Linked DNA regions of Mus musculus: region 2 is linked to region 1. Evidence: chromatin loops called from intact Hi-C (ENCODE). Cell type or tissue: heart. All regions are shown on one strand. Links, peaks and the distances in the headings refer to the core of each region. The heading gives the core; the rest is flanking DNA.

The links. Hi-C counts contacts between places; a loop is a spot of excess contacts. Peaks named below come from ENCODE experiments on the same cell type or tissue, not always from the same donor. Only the 100,000 strongest peaks of a DNase experiment are listed, where the experiment ranks them.
Region 2: it touches region 1 in a loop (2.5-fold over the local background); 9 of 42 quality-filtered maps call a loop at or near these places.

The regions. Positions count from the first base shown.
Region 1 is chr16:20,299,405-20,305,671 of GRCm38, reverse strand. It overlaps Parl (presenilin associated, rhomboid-like), which reads left to right and starts at 3,310. Exons shown (of 10, transcript NM_001005767.4): 1 at 3,310-3,463. The coding sequence starts at 3,345. In heart, for the core only: a CTCF peak has its summit at 3,195 (motif pointing right); a DNase peak (open chromatin) is centred at 3,391; H3K4me3 peaks cover 2,192 bases; H3K27ac peaks cover 1,513 bases.
Region 2 is chr16:20,476,857-20,483,123 of GRCm38, reverse strand. No RefSeq gene overlaps it. Among named protein-coding and RNA genes, the nearest start is that of Eif2b5, 19 kb to the left of the region's middle. In heart, for the core only: a CTCF peak has its summit at 2,716 (motif pointing right); no DNase peak of the experiment used is centred there; H3K27ac peaks cover 787 bases.

The DNA.
Region 1 (6,267 bases), core at 462-5,461:
GTTAGATGCTTGCACACATATTCCTGTTTGCTGTTTACTGCAAAGCCTTGCCCCATAGACATTTGGGGCTCCCCACCACCAAAACCATCCTGTGTGACAGCAGTGCGTTGGGGATGGGGGGTGGGGAGCAAGCTAGCTCGAAAAAAATAAAGACCCTGCTGTGAGTTGCATCAGATTGGCTCCTGTCTGTTTTGGGGGGGATCACTAACATTTCCCTGGCACAACAAGGTGAATCCATGACTGTACCATCCATGACATGCTCAGGAGGCGGCATTTATGAGCATACCTCTCCATCTCTGTCTCCTGTATTCCTCCCGTTCCCGCCTTGTACAGTGTTCTCTGGGCTCTGGGTGGCAGACGAAGCTGTCCAAGCACCCAGCAGTCACTATGCTCAGGGCTTTGACTGTCCACTGCAGTAACAAGCTTCTCTGGCCGAGGCTGAGGGCCGTACCAATCTGTGGCTAGCAATTTAATATTTAGAAGGCATGTCCATTTAGATAACTTGTCTATTTAGCAAGATGGCAGAAGTAGGTTCCCATCAGGGCCGATGACCTTGCAGCCATGGCATTAGATCATCTTTGTGGTACAAGGCATGTATTTCCTCCAATAGAGCAGGCCTCAAATCTGATGTGGAAGTCATTGGCTTTCCTCATAAACTCCCTATCACTATCGGCCCAGTACTCATCCTGAGTAACAGTTTAGATGACCTTCCTCCCCCAGTGGCCTGAATTGCATTTGCTGGCATATGAAAGACAGCCAGCAGGAAAGAAGTCCCCAGGTCACTTCCAGCTTGATTTTTCTGTCCTGCAACCAAAATCTGTCTTCATCATAGAATCTTACTATATAGTTATGGTGGGAAACCAAGAACAATGGCAATAGGCTATACTGTTTGTGGTGCAGGGCTCCTACCCAATAACTCAAAGGATGCAAACACACACAGCACTGGGATGTTCACTTAATACCTTATGTCTTTTGGGGGTACCTGTGTTCAAGATATTTTTTAAATTATATTTTTTAATTAGTTTCCAAAATAGTGGGTTTCTATAACGTTTTGAGCTGCTATTTTGTGGTGGTTTGTTTGTTTGTTTGTTTATTGTGACAGTCTTATTATATAGACTATCTAGCTTCAAAGTTTCAGAGATCTGTTTGCCTCTATTTCTCAAGTATTGGAATTAAAAACATGCACTACCATGCCTGGTTTGGTGTGTGTGTGTGTGTGTGTGTGTGTGTTCAGGAACCAGAAGAGGGCATGAATCATTTGGAGCTAGAATTTCAGGAAGTTGTGAGTTACCTAACATGAGTGTTGGGAATTAAACTGGGGGCTTCTGGAAATGAAATCTTCTTAATCCACCAGTTGTTCCTCCAGCCTCCATTAGAAACAAAACAAAACAAAACAACCCTTAACTAAGAAAAAAAGCCTTTACTCCCAGCACTTGGGAGGCAGATGCAGGTGGTTCTCTGTGAGATGAAGGCCAGCCTGCTCTATAGAGTGAGTTCTAGGTCAGCCTGGGCTACACAAGCAAAACCTTGTCTCAAGAAACAAACAAACAAACAAACCCCCAAACCTAAAAGAAAAAAAACCACAAAACACTGGTAGCACGTCATGAATGAGAAGAAAAAAAAAAAAAGAAAGCAAGTGGCTGGACTAGGTTGATAGAGAAAAACTAAAGGAGGGAAATTAAATAGGAGGGCAACAGGGACAAGGTGGGTAGTGAAGTCGTGGCTAAAGGTAGAGTGGAGGGAGGGAGGTAAAGCAATGCAGCAAATAGCCTAAAACAAGCCAAATTCTGCAGACTCTGCACAGACCCTGAGAGTCAGGCGGCCAGCCTGTGATGTCTGGGGAGTGAGAAGAGGGGTGGAGATATATATGACGGACACAGGCTGGCCCACACTGGTTCTGGTTTCAGTTGGCTCAGTCCATCCATCTTTATGTTGGCCCATTTGGCCTACACTGACTTTGAAAACATGGACAATAAGAAACAATTGTGTATTTAATCTGTGAATGAAAACATAGAGTCACACAAAGTGGGTATCCCTTAACAACCAAACTCCTCTGCATCCCATATCTAGAAGCTACAAACAATGACTGGGGTCCCTTAAGCATCTCCACTGGTGCTGCTACCCACAGTTATGCAGTGTGTTCTGACTCTTTCTGAATAAGGGTCGCTCCCCATGTTCTTCATTCTCGAAGCCTGGAAACACTCAGCCCAGACCTTTACCACCAGTAACAGAAGAGTTTCTAAGGGACCCCCACCCCCACCCATTCTCCTTTTCCCTCTTGAAATAAATGAGATGACAGAGTAGTCCTGGAGGTGCTTCTGATAGACTCCAATCTAATAATATAAACCAAGGGCCATAAAATTGCAGAGGGAGTTAAAAAGTCTCTTTTACTATAAGTGAGGTTTGTTGTGAGTTCTAGAAAATTGCGGATTTATAGTTAGGAAAGGAAACATGCCATGCTTAGGCATTACACATGATTCCCTGCTACTGTAACATTCTTATTTGAAACATTCCTGTAGAAAGGGAACATTGTTCTCAAAGCAAATGTTAATTGTGCTGGGATACTTGACTCTCAGTTGTCTAGAGATCAACCAGACTCAGGTGTAGGAGACCCTCTCCCTTCCCTTGCTTCTTCAACTGAAACACTTGGGGCTCTGTCTTTGGCTATCAAACTTCAGTAATGGAACCACCCCAGAAATCTCATGCTGGAAGGAAAAAGCCTGAGTTTCTGGGGGCAGCCAGTAACTACAGAAGGATTTGCAACTTGTCAAGGGGGCAGGCTTGGAGAAGGAGGCTGGATCAGGGGTCGGGGGTGACGGGTGAAGGGTGATTGGTGAGGGGACACAATTTCCTTATACTGCACACTTCTTGCCTTCCATTTAAACCTTATCTTTATGTTAGACCTGGAAGATGAACGTGGGGAGTCATTGAATTTCATCCTCTCAGTGTGGTCCCATTTAATAAATCGTTTTCTGCTTTTCACAATCAGACAGATGTCCAAGCCTGGCGAGTTAAGGTTGCCACTGTACAGGGCCATTTCCCTTTTCTGAGACTATAAAGCACAGTGAAACGGTGTCTTGTGGTTAAATGTGATAACCTGAGGGTGTCTGATAACACAGCGTTACTCAAAGCCTCAAGTTTTCCCCAGTCACTCTCACCAGAAACTTCCAAGGTGGCGCTGGTCTGAGAAGAGGAAGACCGGAACTGAACGGCCTCCAGGTGGCGCTCTAGACCACTCCTCCGCGCTGTGTGGCTTTTTTTTTTTTTTTTTTTTCTTCGCCCCGGAAGTGATTTCTAGGCCGGGGTTAGAGAGGTCGGGCCATGGTGGGGCAGAGGTTGGGAAGATGGCGTTGCAAGGTTGGGTACAGCGAGGCTGGCGCTGCGGTCCGGCGTGGGCGCCTCCCTTGGGTGGCGGCTACCGGGAGCTCTCTGCGACCCAGGCCCCGCGGCTGCTTGGACGCAGGTAATGGCCGCCGCTTCCAGCTCCCCCGGCTTCCCATGAGCTGGGGTTGCGCGCATCCTCGGGGGATAGGTAGCCGTGTGGGGCTCCCGCTTTCCATTGTTTACGAGGTCTTTGCTAAAGCTGACTCCTCCCTGCCTAGCTTTTCCTTGGTCCTCCTTTCCCTACTGGCTTCTGGGTGCCGAGCCGCGAGAGGTGTCTGGCCGAGCCCGGCCCGGTTCTCCGGACCCGCGGTCTTTCCTAGTAGTTCCGAGGGATGTGATGGAAAGGGGAACTTCTGAGCGTTAATTGCATGTCCGGCTCATATTCTTGAAAGGGCTGTACTGCTGTAGGAAGCACGTGGCCTTTCCGGCCGGCCGGATCTTACATGAAGTGTAATAGAAGAGAAATTCCATAGCAGTTGAATTAATACTGACGTTGAAACTTAGTCCGAAGATGTCAACTTTGCAACTTCTACCTAATTGATGGTACCATACACACCAAGGGGCCTGAGGTCTTTATAAACGTGTGAGCTAGCCAGAGATGAGATTGAGCCTGGCGAAGGCACCACCTGATCTTAAAATTCACCCGAGGTGGGCACAGGTCTGTAATCTCAACTCTCAGTAGTCTGAATCAGGAGGATGGCGAGTTGGAGCCAAGCTGGGAAAGGCTGAATTATAAATAAATAAACAGCACCTGGACTATATGTAGATTCATTTCCCAGGTGCCACCCAAAATCAGAATCTTGGAAAGTGGCGAAAGCGGAAGAACCTGCTCCTCAAGTGAAGCTTATTAACATCTGTGGAAAAGTTGCATATGGTGTAGCTTACTGGCTAACGTTTAAAATCAGGCATTGCTTTTAAACAGCTTGGTGTGGTCAGACTTGCTTGTAAGCAGGGTTAGGCGTTCAAGGCTAGGCTGGGCAGCAGAAGACTGGAAAAAAGAAAGGAAGAAAAAAGTCTTAAACAGGTGGAACTGGGGAGGTGCCTTGGAGGTAACAAGATTTCTGTGATCCTGTTGATTTGCTGTGATAGTTTCGGGAAAAGGCAGCAAAAGAAGTGGACACTTCATCTCTGAGGAACCTCATTGGTAGGGTGCTTGTCTCTAGTAACACCACAAAACTTGTCAAAAGAGTTTAGCCTACCTATCATGGTGGCTCAGGCTAGTAATCCCGGCACTTGGGAGGTGGATTAGGAGTAGGAGCCAGACTGTCAGGCCACCATGGATTACTTGAGGTCCTGTCTAACCCTCCCCTCAGTACATGTGGTATTAAAATTTATATGGAAACTTGGAAACTGACATTCTTAATCTTGTGGTTATGGGAGAATGCATTAGATGAGAATGTGGGTGAACCTGAAGTGGCTTTGCTCTTGTCTCCACATGTATGAACTTAATAGGGAATGGGAGTTGCTCGCTTTGTAATCACTAGTCTGTTTTGAGCCACTGTGGTTCTAAATTAGCATGAAGAATGAGCCAGGCCTTGTGGCTCTAAAGAGGTCCCAACGTTTGCATTTTATAAACACTTTATGTGGTGATACAAAGGCAAAGGTGATACAAACACAAGGTCCTCAGGCACCTGCCAGCCCACACACGGTTCTCCCTTTACAGGAGTTATAAGATTTTATGATATGGTTAAGTTTAGGTTGCTGCACTCCTGTCCTTCAGGATTCTTGTCTAGCAAGAGAAATCAATAGTACTGGGTTACAAGTTTAGTTCTGTATAATGAATGCATTCTGATGATGATCATTTGGTTTAGTTCAGTGGGAACTGATCACTTTATTTATTAGACCTACTTTGGCTACTTTAAACTCTTCCTGGGCTTCGTGAGCTCTTAGCTCAGCACTCAAGATTCTCTGCTCTTACAGGGGACCTGGGTTTGATGCCCAGTTTCCACATGGTTGCTTACAACTGTCTGGAACCCAGTTCCAGGGGCTAAAGGCCTCTTTAGGCCTCTGCTAGCACCAGGCACACATGTAGTGCACAAACATACATATAGGCAAAACCTCCATATACATAAAATTAAACGCTCTTGGGGCTGGAGACATGGCTCAGGGGTTAAGAGCACTTAGTACTCTTCTAGAGGACCTAGGTTCAATACCTAGCACTCAAATGATGGTTCACAATTGCCTGTAATTCCAGGCCTAGAAATCTGTTACCCTCTTTGGGCCTCCAAGGCATCAGACACATGAGTTGCACAGGCGTACATGCAGACAAAACATCCATACATGTAAGGAATTGAATTTTTAAAAAGAATAAGGCTTTTAAAAAGAAAAAAAATTACTTAGGAATGCATTTGGCTATAAAACTGATGACTAGATAAGTGGGAATTATTTTTTCTAAGATGTTTTGAGGGAAGAAGCGACTGCTGTCTTTGTACTATACTCCAAAATGTCAGGGTTTAAGTGTAAATTCCTTGACCTTTATCTTGGCTTTAAAGAGAACTGTTTTAGCTTTAGATATTACATCCTATTCAAGCCAGAAAGATAGAGGCACGTGTGTGTGTCTGTCTGTCTGAGTGAGACGGGGTGGAGGAGTGGGGTTGAGGGTGGGTGGGGAGGGGGTGATGGAGAGGCAGGCCAGTGGTATGAGATATTACCATACAGAAGGCTAGAAAACAAGGATATTGCTTTCCTAGCCACTAAGAAAAAGTAGGCAAGGGGAAAGGATTAATAGCATTTGGGATTGACTGTTCAATGGTGTTTGCTTCTCAGATTGCTGATGTCATTGAAGGGAGTTCAGCACTACTTACTATTTGCCTTAGCATTGGTTGAGTAAGTGGATAATCTTCTGAAACCAAGTTGTTAAATGTAATCTAGACATGAAGGACG
Region 2 (6,267 bases), core at 630-5,629, 180 kb before region 1:
GATACCCTTCCCTACAGTAAGGCCACACTTCTTAATCCTTCTAATCCTATTATAAAGAATTCCACTGGGCTGGTGAGATGGCTCAGTGGGTAAGAGCACCCAACCGAAGGTCCGGAGTTCAAATCCCAGCAACCACATGGTGGCTCACAACCATCTGTAACAAGATCTGACGCCCTCTTCTGGTGTGTCTGAAGACAGCTACAGTGTACTTACATATAATAAATAAATAAATCTTAAAAAAAAAGATTAAAAAAAAAAAAAAAGAATTCCACTACCTCAAATACATGAGCCAATGGGGAGACATTCTCACTCAAACAACTAGTTGCCATTGTAACACGTCTACAATGAGGGCATAAATAGACCAATTTTTTTTTGCAGTTTGATGAGGAAAATAATTTGATCAAACTTAATGTTGTAGGGGAGGCAGTTTCTGAGGATGTAGACATAATTTTTTGTTTTGTTTTGTTTTTTGAGACAAGATCTTACTATGTAGCCTTGGCTAGCCTCCAGCTTGTCACATCGACTAGCCTCAAACTCACAGAGTCCCACTCATCTCAGCCTCTCAAGTACTAGGATTAGAGGTGTTCACCACCATGCCTGGCAAAAGCAGCTGTAACTGTTAAGTAATTAGTCTTAGTAAAGCAACACCTACTTCGCGTCTGCACTGGGACAGGACACTTTTGAGATGAGGCTCCACCCATCCACTCCAATTTGTGAAAATTCAAATTTATTTGAAAGGAGAGAGTTTGAACTCAGAATACCTCAGAAAGCATTTCCTGCTTGAAAACAGCAGCCTAGGAGATTGATTTTTGCAGATTTAAGTATATAGAAGTTTTTACAACTATGGTCCAAGAGGTAAGACTCCATTCTGAGGTGTCAAAGAACTTGAAACCATCATCCATATGGTATGTTTTGCAAGCACAAACAAACAAACAAAAGATAACCCAGAGTTTTGAGACTTGTGTCATGGATTTTGTTCCATAGTTCCAGAGAGTGGCTAAGGCCAGGCAAGGTGTGGCATGGCCTTCCCACAAGAAGACCATGAGTGACCATTTTATAAAGTTGAGAAGATGACTCCTGAATCAAAGTGGAAGGAAGGCCCAGGATGTTGGGGATTTCTGAAGCCTGTTACATTCGATGAGGAAAGCTGTAGGCATGGAATCGAGCCAGACCATGAAATGTGATTTGTGCAGCATGTGACAGAGTTGGAGGAATGGGGCTACCCAAGTCCTTTGAAGTACAGATGATGAAGCTATCATGAGTCCCAGATGCCTGGCATGCAGTTGCATATTTGGCTCTTTTGGACTAGGTTTCAGTCCTGCTTTGGTCCAATCTCTCTTTTTTTGTGTGGTCATCCTTTTTTTCCCCTTTTGGACCTTAACTGTTTACTCTGTACCATTGTGTGTTGGATGTAGTAACTTGTTTCGTGATGGTACAAGGTATCCAAGTTTGTTAGGGTGGTAAAAACCAGGAACTAACACAGAGGTGTTGCAGGTCATGATATTACAGTGTATCCAAGTTAAAAGATGCTCTGAGCCACAGAAGCATCTCTGCATTGACTTTAGAACAGTAAAAGACTATGGGGGTGTTTAAAAATTAGGTTTAATGCGTTTTTCCTTGCAAGATGGCCACAGGACAAGGGTTGAATGGTTAAGACTTAAAAAGTGGTATGTCTGGGGCTAGAGAGATGGCTTAGTGGCTAAGAGCACTGGTTGCTCTTCCAGGGGTCCTGAGTTCAAGTCCAAGCAACCACATGGTGGCTCACAACCATCTGTAATGGATCGGATGGCCTTTTTTGTGTGTCTGAAGACAGCAAAAGTGTACTCACATACATTATCTATATCTCTATCTATCTATCTATCTATCTATCTATCTAGTGGCATGTCTGGACATCAGGTTGATAAGGAATGGACTTGTGGTTGCTAAAAACATCAATTAGCAACTTGACAGAATTTAGAATCCCCTAGGTGTGGTGTTTTGAAGATGAATGTCCCCTGTAGGCTCATATATTTAAATCATTAGGGAAGGATTAGTCAGTGTGGCCTTTCTAGAGCAGTTGTGGCTTTGTTGGAGAAAGTGTGTCACTGGGGATTGGCTCTGAGGTTTCAAAAGCCCAAGCCAGGTCCAGTGTCACTCTCTCTTCTGCTGCTGCTCTTGGATGCAGATGCAGAGCTCTTGGCTACTTCTCCAGCGCTGTGCCTGCCTGTGTGCCACTAGGTTCTGCACCATGATGAGAATGGACTAAACCTTTGAAACTGTAAGGAATCCCCAATTAAATAAAGTGCTTTCTTTGATAAGAGTTGCCATGGTCATGGTGTCTCTTCACAACAGTAGAACAGTGGCATTTCTGGTTTGGGTTAGGTAAGAAGAGCAGCCCAAGGTATAGGTACCATGCTATCAAAAGAGAAGAAATGGGGGCATTGCATATGTTGTCACTGGAAGTAACCTTAGGGTCTCTTGGGTCTTTCCATAGAAAAGAATGTCATCAGAGCCCATGTAAAGCAAAGTCAAAGTTTATCAATGGCATCCAGTATAAATATGAATATTAGAAAAAAACAAGCTGCCCCGCCAAGACAAGACATCCCCAAGCATGGACATGGTTTTCCCAGAGCTGAGTCACTTTTAGGTGTTTTAAAGAAAGATTTATTTATGTGTGTAGGTGTTTGGCCTGAGTATGTGTACGCTGTTCAGCACATAACTATAGTGTCTCTACAGGCCAGAAGAGGGCACCAGATTACATAGATCTGGCGTTACAGCTAGTGCACTTTAAACTCGGATCCTGTGTGAAAACTTCAAAGGTTGAGGTTTGGTCTTTTGCTATGTATTGTAATGCTAAATACTGGCTGGCTCTGGTTGCCTCAGGCATGAAAGAATCCTCACACAGCCAAGTGATGCTGTTGTAACCTTGCTTCTTAAATTAAAACTATTGGTTGAATAAAGATGCAGAAGAGAGAGAGGATGGGGGAGGGGAGAGAAGAAGACACCATGGAGTAGGTTTGCCATGAAAACAAGGCAATGACGGCTGGCCAATTGAATTTAAGAGCAGGCCAGGGGCTGGACAGATGGCTCAGTGGTTAAGAGCACTGACTGCTCTTCCAAAGGTCCTGAGTTCAATTCCCAACAACCACATGGTGGTTTGCAACCATCTGTAATGGGATCTATGCCCTCTTCTGCTGTGTCTGAAGACAGCTACAGTGTACTCATATAAATAAAATAAATCTTAAAAAAAAGAAAATGAATTAACAAACAAACAAAAAAAGGAGCAGCCCAGATGGAACATGGTTAGTTATAAATTGTAGGGAAGTAGACACTAATATCTTAGAGGGTGGATATCTGCCCATCTCTAGTGCTTTAAAGGCTTATTATACATAATAAAAGTTGTGTGCTTTTTATCTGGGAACAGAGTGATCAAAGTGGAGTAGAACCCCCCTTTGAGATTAAATATTTACTACAACTCTTAGCTGCCGAGACACAACTGTTAGGTAATTTTACAAGAAGCATGTACAGTGACATTCCATGTTCCCATTTAACAAAGCTTGCTTAAGTGTAGCCGGCATATTCACCCTGAGTGGACTCAGGGAGCAGCTAGTGGCGGCCATAGGCAGGTACAGGGAGGACTGGAACCTTTCAAAGCTTTAATCTTTTATCAGCACTCCTGATTTTAAAAATGACGAGGGTCAATAACTCCACTCCTACTGAAAGTATAACGTAAAAACAAAATTCTAGGCCTTTAGGCCCAGGCTTGGGAATATGACCTCTGTGACTAATGCTCCAAGGTATGCTAATCATAAAACAGATAGCGACATTCATCCACCCACCCGCTTCCTGGGTTCAAAGAGTGTTCATTCAAAGAAAGTCAACCTGACCACTGCTGGAACCCGCTATGCAAATGTGCTATTGTTAGGGGCTCTTAGAAACTGTCTTGAGAGATAACCTGCACAATTACCAGGTATTCCTTGTGACTCTTGTGACTTTGCACTTCCTTGGGACTCTTAACCAACAACGCCCTCCCCACTTCCTTGAGTTGTGGTTTCTTCCTTTAAATACCCCCTTACCCAGCTACTTGGCGCGCCACGGTCCTCTACCCCTGCATGGTGTATGACCGTGGGCCCCCGAGATCACTCTTGAATAAAAATCCTCTTGCAGTTTGCAGCAAGACCATTTCTTATGAGTGATTTGGGGTGTCGCCTCTCCTGAGTCAGAACATGGGGGAGTCCTCACGTTGTGGGTCTTTCACTACCAAATGTCCTGGTAAGCCTGAGTATTGTAGGGTTTCATGGGGACCCAGACTTTTTAAATAAAGCTTCTAAGCATCTCAGCAGGACCAAGGCCACAGGCCTGCACCAGAGTGGGAAAACCAAATTTTAACTCTAAGGAATGTTAGGAATCTCCTGGTGGACCTTGGCCGGAAGTCCAACCCCAGCAGAGGAGCTATTTGTTTTTGATGACAGCTGGATCTGGGAGGATCAGTTTTCTTTAAGGGTGTAACTCCTGGTAGGTTGGCCAATTTCCAGGACTGGCCCCACACCCAACCATTTGAATAATGGAATTTGAACTAAAAAAGCTAAGAGCACAAGTTGGGTAAGGGAGGAAGGTAAAGGCAGAGGCAAGAAAAGTTGAAAGGTATAAATATGATCAAATACACTGTATAAAAATTTCAGGGAAGTCTTAAAATATTTTTAAATTGCTTCCCTCCATTTTTTACATTACTCTGAGGGTGTGCTTTACTCAAGATTGAAAGGCTTGATTGTGTTGTAGAAACTCATGGGTCAGAGAGAAGTGTTTACACGCTAGGTCACAAGTTGTCCTGAGCCTAGGTAGACACAGATAATTACTTTAGGAATCTGAGTGAAGTGTTAAAACTGAAGGTCCCATACAATTCTGGCGCTAAATAAGCACAGACTGGGTAGACATCACTGTTGTCCATCCACAGTGCTAGAAGTTTCCTGCCTCTGACTACTACCAACGGAAAATGAGCCACGCTCCAGGGTAAAGGCTCTGTGCAGGGTCGTCTTTTTTTCTTCTTCTTTTCTTTGCCTGGATTCCATGGGCTAGAGTTTTAGAATGAATAAAAAGGAGAAAGTGCGCTGATATACAGCTGCCGTTGCCACTGTTGCCACTGCCAGGCCTTCTGCTCCGTGATGGATGTACCCTCAGGGTGGGAACAACCCCCCTCTTATGTTACTTTTGTTGGGTATTTAATTACAGCAACATGAAAAGTAGCGATCAGATCACCAAGCACAGTGCCTTCTTTATTTTCTGACCAGACACCCTCATTTTTGCCCCTGAGGTCTTAGGCCTATTTTATCCTCTTTATTTGTCTCCACTGAAGTCACAGTAGGTGACATCCCAGGCAGATCTTAAATAAGACCTTGGAGGTCCAAGAATGCCCCATACTGGTTGTCTGCCGTGTGTGTGTGTGTGTGTGTGTGTGTGTGTGTGTGTGTGTGTGTGTGTGTCTGTCTGTCTGTCTGTCTAGTGTGTGTGTATGTCTGTCCCTGTGTGTGTGTGTGTGTGTGAGTGTGTGGGGCTGTCTGCCTAGTGGGGAAGGGCTGTTTGCCTAGTGTGTGTGTGTGTGGGGGGGCTATCTTCCGTGTATGTGTGAGAGAGAGAGAGAGAGCAAGCTAGAGAGCTGTCTGCCTAGTGGGGAAGGGCTGTTTGCCTAGTGTGTGTGTGTATGGGGGGCTATCTGCCGTGTATGTGTGTGTGTGTGTGTGTGTGTGTGTGTGTGTGAGAGAGAGAGAGAGAGAGAGAAAGCGAGCTAGAGAGCTGTCTGCCTAGTGTGTGTGTGTGTGTGGGGGGGGTGCAATTTCCACCTTGTTAAGCTTCCCCAGGAGGTTTGTGGCCTCCATTTCTAGAGGGTTTTTCTTTGTCCCAGAAAGAGTTATACTTTGGGTAGAAATTTGGTCTGAACAGCACTTAAGTCTCATCTAAGTGTTCAAGTTTAAAGTTATGAACAAGTTGAAAGGGGGAGAGTTGGATCTGCCCTGGATCCATTCCCAGACCTGACGTCAGGAGCTAAACCTCCACACTCTGATAAAGAGATTCCTGAACAGGCCTGTAAGGCAAGCAAATAATGTCAGGTACTTGGAAGGCAAAGACTGGAAGGTGGCAGCTCAGATCCTGTCTGGGCTGAACAAGCCAGAGCTCAGTGCTGGAGTGTTCATTTACATGCTCATGAAAGGACAACATAAGCCTCATGAAAGGACAACAAGAGCCCCATTTGTCTCCATTTAAGGACCAGGCCTGATTTAGAAAAAAATGGCC